2 separate regions of the Homo sapiens genome follow, and region 1 is linked to region 2. The links are chromatin loops, found by intact Hi-C in ENCODE. Cell type or tissue: heart right ventricle. All regions are shown on one strand. Links, peaks and the distances in the headings refer to the core of each region. The heading gives the core; the rest is flanking DNA.

Evidence for each region. A loop is a pair of places that touch in the nucleus more often than their neighbours do. Peaks named below come from ENCODE experiments on the same cell type or tissue, not always from the same donor. Only the 100,000 strongest peaks of a DNase experiment are listed, where the experiment ranks them.
Region 1: it touches region 2 in a loop (2.3-fold over the local background); 5 of 110 quality-filtered maps call a loop at or near these places.

The regions. Positions count from the first base shown.
Region 1 is chr6:33,429,305-33,432,204 of GRCh38, forward strand. It overlaps SYNGAP1 (synaptic Ras GTPase activating protein 1), which reads left to right. Exons shown (of 19, transcript NM_006772.3): 4 at 2,857-2,900. Among named protein-coding and RNA genes, the nearest start is that of MIR5004, 7.6 kb to the right of the region's middle. RefSeq lists an enhancer at 1-389. In heart right ventricle, for the core only: no CTCF peak of the experiment used is centred there; a DNase peak (open chromatin) is centred at 1,881; H3K27ac peaks cover 168 bases.
Region 2 is chr6:33,699,651-33,702,539 of GRCh38, forward strand. UQCC2 (ubiquinol-cytochrome c reductase complex assembly factor 2) reads right to left here. Exons shown (of 4, transcript NM_032340.4): 2 at 1,696-1,770; 3 at 794-863. Among named protein-coding and RNA genes, the nearest start is that of MIR3934, 3.0 kb to the left of the region's middle. In heart right ventricle, for the core only: a CTCF peak has its summit at 1,017 (motif pointing left); a DNase peak (open chromatin) is centred at 1,014; H3K27ac peaks cover 910 bases.

The sequences.
Region 1 (2,900 bases), core at 401-2,900, 270 kb before region 2:
TCAGGCTTGGTTTTGGATCAGGGAAGGCCACTCAGGCATACGGGCTGGCTCACAGTGAGGCCTGTCATAGCAGGGACTGTCATTAGAGGTTCATATCCCCAGCACAGAGCTCTGTCTCCCATTTCTCTGCTCTGTGTCCAACCCTGTTCTTCGCCCTTCTCTGGCAACCTCCCTCCTCTGGCTCCCCTTGAGAGCTGCCAGCTGGGTGTGGAGAGGAAGAAAGGCCAAAGGGAAGGTTAGGGATTTGGAGGGCAGGGGGAGATTCTGTGGGTGATGGCAAGATTAGAGATGTTGGAGGGGCAGGAGTCCAAGCCCTTGCTGTGTGTGTGTGAGTGCCATTGTGTGTGTACACAGGGTGTGTACATGTGTGGGTGTGTGCACAATGCCTGTGTTACGGGTTTGTGTAGGTGGCTGTTATGTGTGTGCATGCGTGTATACATCGTGCAGGCATGGGACATGGAGACCCAGGATCACAGTTTGTGCTTTTCAGGTTTGCTGTGTGTGTGTGTACACGGGTGTGTGTTGTTTTCTCTGTACATGTCACTGCATGCAGCATTAATAACAGGATGTTCTGTGTTTCTGTCACTCTGCCCCCCCTTTCCTCTGTGTTTCTGCTATTCTTTTCCTGCGGCAACAAAAGTGTTTAATAAGCATATGTGTATGTGGCCTCTGTGTACCTGTGACTTATGAGTGAGTTCATGGATCTTAGTTCTTGGTAATATGTGTAAGGTTATATTACTTCCAAGAACCAAGCAAGCCAATTAGCAAATTTGTTCTTCTGTTAATGCTTTAGTTCCAAAGCGGAATTTTAATGCATTTAAAGTTAGACTTTATGCCTTTATTAGATGAGCTTGCACATGAAAATAATGGCTGAGCTCGGTTCCCTGAAATGAGAGTGAGGCAGCCATACCTGAGAAATGCAGAAAAAATGTTACTAGGGAAGAGATATCCTGAACCATTGGATGCATTGCTTAGTGTGTACCAGAAGGATAATTAACACATTTGCTCCTGGTTTTTCTTTACTCTGGTGGCAATCTCGGATGCCTGTGTTAGAGTGAGAGAAGGGCTGGGGGAGGAAAGGGGGTTGTCCTGAGACAGAGTGGATGTGGTTGTACTTTTCACGTGAATGAAAGGATGTTTGTGCTTCTGAGATATGGGGATACCTTTCTGTGGTCAGGATCATGGTGTACTCAAGCATGTATTTCAGGGGTTAAACTGGAATTCCCCTGCATGGGGATATGTGTGTCTTAGGGTTATAGGTCCATTTCTGTAGTGTGCTGTCCACATGATTGCCCAAGAGACTTGGGCCACAAAGTCCACACCAGCAGCTCTCATGTGGGTCACTGGGTTCAAGTATGTACTCCCTTGTTGCAGAGCTCACATATGTCAAAGCATGTATCCTGTGGGGTGTGTGGGCCTCAGGGTCTCAGAATGTGGATCCGTGCTATGCCCGTGCTCACAGTTGTCTGTATGTCTCAAAAGCACATAGATCCCCAGTTATTTTTCTGTATTGTGGTTCTCATATACACGTACCTCCATAGCTCAGTATATGTTTCTGTACTATACACCTGTTCCTGAGGGAGTGATAGGGTTCTCGTGTCATGGGGTCCACATTTTTGTATGCAAACCTCCTAACACCTGGGTTTTACAGGTAAAGGGAAGCTGAGGACTGATTCTAGGGCAGTTTGCAGGCAATTTGCAATTCTGGAAGCAGACAGTGAAAATATAATTGTGGTCCTCCCTTGTTCTGTTCTGGAACCTAGAGGGTTAACAGGCAGCTCTTCCGGTCCACCCCCCTCCTTCCAGCCTGTAGCTTCTTGTTGCCGTGGAGATGGTGGCCCCGCCCCGATGCAGCACCTGCCCCCCCATTGGCTGCAGTGGTGACTGTGGGGCTGAGGGGGGAGCCCAGGCCTGGGCAGCCATTCTGGAGCTGGAGCCGGAGCTTGGCATCCCCCCACTTACATTCTCTTCCAGCCCCTCGGCCCCTCTAAATTCCCTTGCAGCCGAGCCTCAGCTTCCTTTTTCAGCGCTTGCCATCCCTCTAGGCTCTTGGCAGACTGAGCTGCATCCGCATTCACCTCCCCTCCTCCTCCTTTCCCTATCCTTACTTGGGAGTCCCGAGAACCCCCACTGTCCATCCTTCCTGCTCCCTGCCCATTCCCCTGCATTCTTTGCTTTTCCCCTCCCCCCACCAACCTTCTGAGCCCCTGCCACTGCAGTGCACGTGGAACCGGCTCCTTCTCCCTTCCCCCCACCTGCCCCTTCCTTGGATTTTCTGTCCCCAGCTTCTCCCCCTGCTACTCTTCACAGGTCTCTTCCAAGACCTCCCCCTCCAGTCCAGGGAGGGGGTCATGGGAGGCAGCCCTGGCCCTCCAGACAGACAGGGGTTCCAGGAGGTGGGGGGCAGGTGGAAGATGTGCCCACCAGGGGGAAGAGGAAAGCCTGCCTATGGGCAATGACCTTTAACCCATCTTTCCCCCCAGCTAGCCCCTTCTGGGGTGGGTGGGCACCAGGGACCTAGCCTCCCTGGATCTTTGGTGTCCTTCATTACTGGGGTTTTACTGACCCTCTCAGCCATGCTCCCCTGCTGACTGCCAGCCCCAGTCATGGGCCTAAGGCCTCCCACCCCATCCCCCTCAGGGGGCTCCTGCTCAGGTTCCTTGCCCCCTCCTTCCCGCTGCCAGCCTCTCCGCCGTCGCTGCTCTTCCTGCTGCTTTCCGGGGGGTAGGTGAGGCCGGAGCTGAGGGGCAGAGGGAGGTGGGGGCATGCACTGGGGTCAGGGGTGGGAACCTGGGTTAACAGCTTCCCTTCTGGCCCCCTCCCCAACTTCCCTTCTGGCCATTTCCTCCCCTCCAGAATACCACTTGGGTCGCTCGAGGAGGAAGAGTGTCCCAGGGGGG
Region 2 (2,889 bases), core at 1-2,500:
GTGACACCACCAGGTTTTAATCTCAGAAGAGAGTTTTCTAGAAGCCCAAATCCTCAAAACTTAAGTTGCTGAAGGCTGCCAGAAGAAGAGGAAAGACACATTTCTAGAATACCAGAAGGAAATGTGTCAGGGCCATGCCCTCCCAGAAAAGGTTAACCTATTTTTGTATATAATATACTTGGCAACAAAAATAGTAATTTTCCAGTACCTGCCTACTTCATCCCTGGCTCTCCGGCCCCCCTCCTTAGGGACAATGGAGATAGGGAAGTAAGGAAAGGACGGGCTTGGCAGGATGTTTCCTTTCTTGATAATCAGAGTCTATCAATGACTCTAAAACATACCTAGTTAAACTCATATCTAACCCACAGACCACGTCCCCTGGGTCACATAACTCTTAGGCGGATATCCCCAAACACGTTTATTGAATGGTTTTTTGTTTTAATTAAAACCTTCATTGTTTATAAAGCCCTCTTAAGACCATAAAAATAAAATTATTTTCCTTCCATCCTGATTTCAACTACTTCCATTTGGCAAATAGGTATTCCTCTGTTCCCTGATGCCCAGCCTTGAATTTAAAAGCCCTAAAGATAGATTTTCTTTTTTAAATAACGCCTTTGACCTTCTCCACAGTATATGGTCAAAATGCATGCGCCCTGTAGCTTCAGAATTTCCTCTGGGCTGTTCTACAAGACTTTCCATCAAGCAAAACTGTCTTCTTAGACAATTCCCCTTGGCCACTCAAACTCAGAATCATTTGCAAACCAATGAGAAAAGGCAGCTGTGCTTTCATTACCTGTGGACAGGATCAGCTTGTACTCTTCCAACGACAGGCCACTGAAGCTGGTGTCTCTGGGGCGAGGGTACTGGTCACCGGGGCAGAAAGGAAGTGAAGGGAGGGGAGAGATCAGCACACAAGCCCTGCTCTCTAACTGCATTTCACCTAGGCCCTGGGCAACCAGAGGCCAGGAGGCCTAGCAAGGAGAAGAGCAGCGCCACCTCGAGGTCAAGACTTGGCCTCGCAAGAACCAGTACAGTCTCCAGGAGGCAGCTCCAACTATAATGTACCCGTGAGTCCTCCCTGGAAAACGCAGGTATGGGTGGGGCCCCTGATTCTGCATTTCTAACCAGTTCCCAGGTGATGCCCATGCTGCTGCTCATGGATCACATGTTAGCAGGGAGGATTTAGAAAAAATCAATTTTCCACATAGGCATATGGCCACAAATGTTTGTGGAGTTAATGAGCATATTTTTCAAGTATGGGAAAAACCACTCTAAATGGAATTTGACAGTAATCATGTTGGGCCCAGCTCCGTAAAAGGAGGGCACTTTCCCAATCATCCCATCTTTATCACCAGAATGTGGGGAGGTGTCAGTTCCGTCAGAGTGGATGGGAAAATAGGTATAAATCCAATGGCTGTCAGACATTCCCAGGAGCACACACTGGCATATCAAATACATGGCTTCTATTCATAATTGGTTTTGTTTCTTCCCTATATTCACAATTTTAAATAGCTTTTATTTAGGTGGCCTAAAAGCCTCTACCAGGCACCTCTGTTGGCTTGGTTGAAATTACTGGTTTCATTTGAACGCAGCAAAGCCAAGTCTTTACAAAACATTACCTAATCAGATTTTCACTCATTCTTATTAGTTGTCCCGTCAGAAAGCTGGGTATATAAAAGACTGTGGCCCACTCACCTTGTGTTTGTAGTAGTTTGAATGGAGTCGCGCTAAGCTCTCGTACATCTGATCACAGGCCTCAGGCTCTGCAACCTGAAAAGCAAAGAATCCCAAAGGAGGTGAGCAAAGGAGTCCTGCCTCCCACAGTGTCTGTACCTTGAGGAAAGACCATACTTAATAAAGCGTTCACATGAAGCAGGCCTGCAGCTAGCACTGGCTTCTCCACTCTGCGGGAAGCAAACCTGGACTACAGCTCTGCTATTAGAAACTACTTTTTGGAGGCATAGCTCTGCCTCATCAACTCCCCAACCTACAGAAAAATCAGATCAATTAATCAGCAAACAAGCATTTGTTGAGCATCTGTGACTTGTGAGCCACGACACCAGCTGCAGTGGGAGATGCCACAATAGAAATGTAAGGTTGGAAAGGCGTGCCTAACAAAGGGGGTGCTGGGCAGAGTGGGCTACAGGGACTCAGTGGGGGAGTCCCCGCATGCTCAAGTGGTCAGTGCATGATGGAAGTGAGACAATGCTAGGTTCTGAAGGAAGCACAGCAGAAGGTCAGCAAGCAGAAGGTCAGCAAGCAGAAGGGAGAAGGGCAGGCCTTCCTGGGGGAGGAGATGCCGTCAGCAAGGAAGAGGAGGCAGGAATCCTGTGGGATGCTTCAGGCCAGACCAGTAGATTCTTTTGTTTTTTTTGAGACAGTCTCTCACTCTATTGCCCAGGCTGGAGTGCAGTGGCGCAATCTTGGCTCACTGCAACCTCCGCCTCCTGGGTTCAAGCAATTCTCCAGCCTCAGCCTCCTGAGTAACTGGGATTAAAGGCATGTGCCACCACACCCAGCTAATTTTTGTATTTTTTAGTAGAGACAGGGTTTCACCATGCTGGCCAGGCTGGTTTCGAACTCCTGACCTCAAGCGATCCACCTGCCTCAGCCTCCCAGAGTGTTGGGGTTACAGGCATGAGCCACCATGCCCGGCCTCAGACCAACAGATTCTTTTAGCAAAGGCAAAAAAAAAAAAAATCATCTGAGTTCTCAATCTATGATAAGTGGGGAGCTGCTGAAACTCTACAAGAAGGAAAGAAACATGAAGAAGGCAACATTTAAGATAAAATGTGTAAACTGAGGAGAACCAAGCCAGGACCACAGTTAGGTCCTGCTAGAAAGGAGATGGCCCAGAACACTGAGGCCTTGCCATAGAAAGGGTGATGT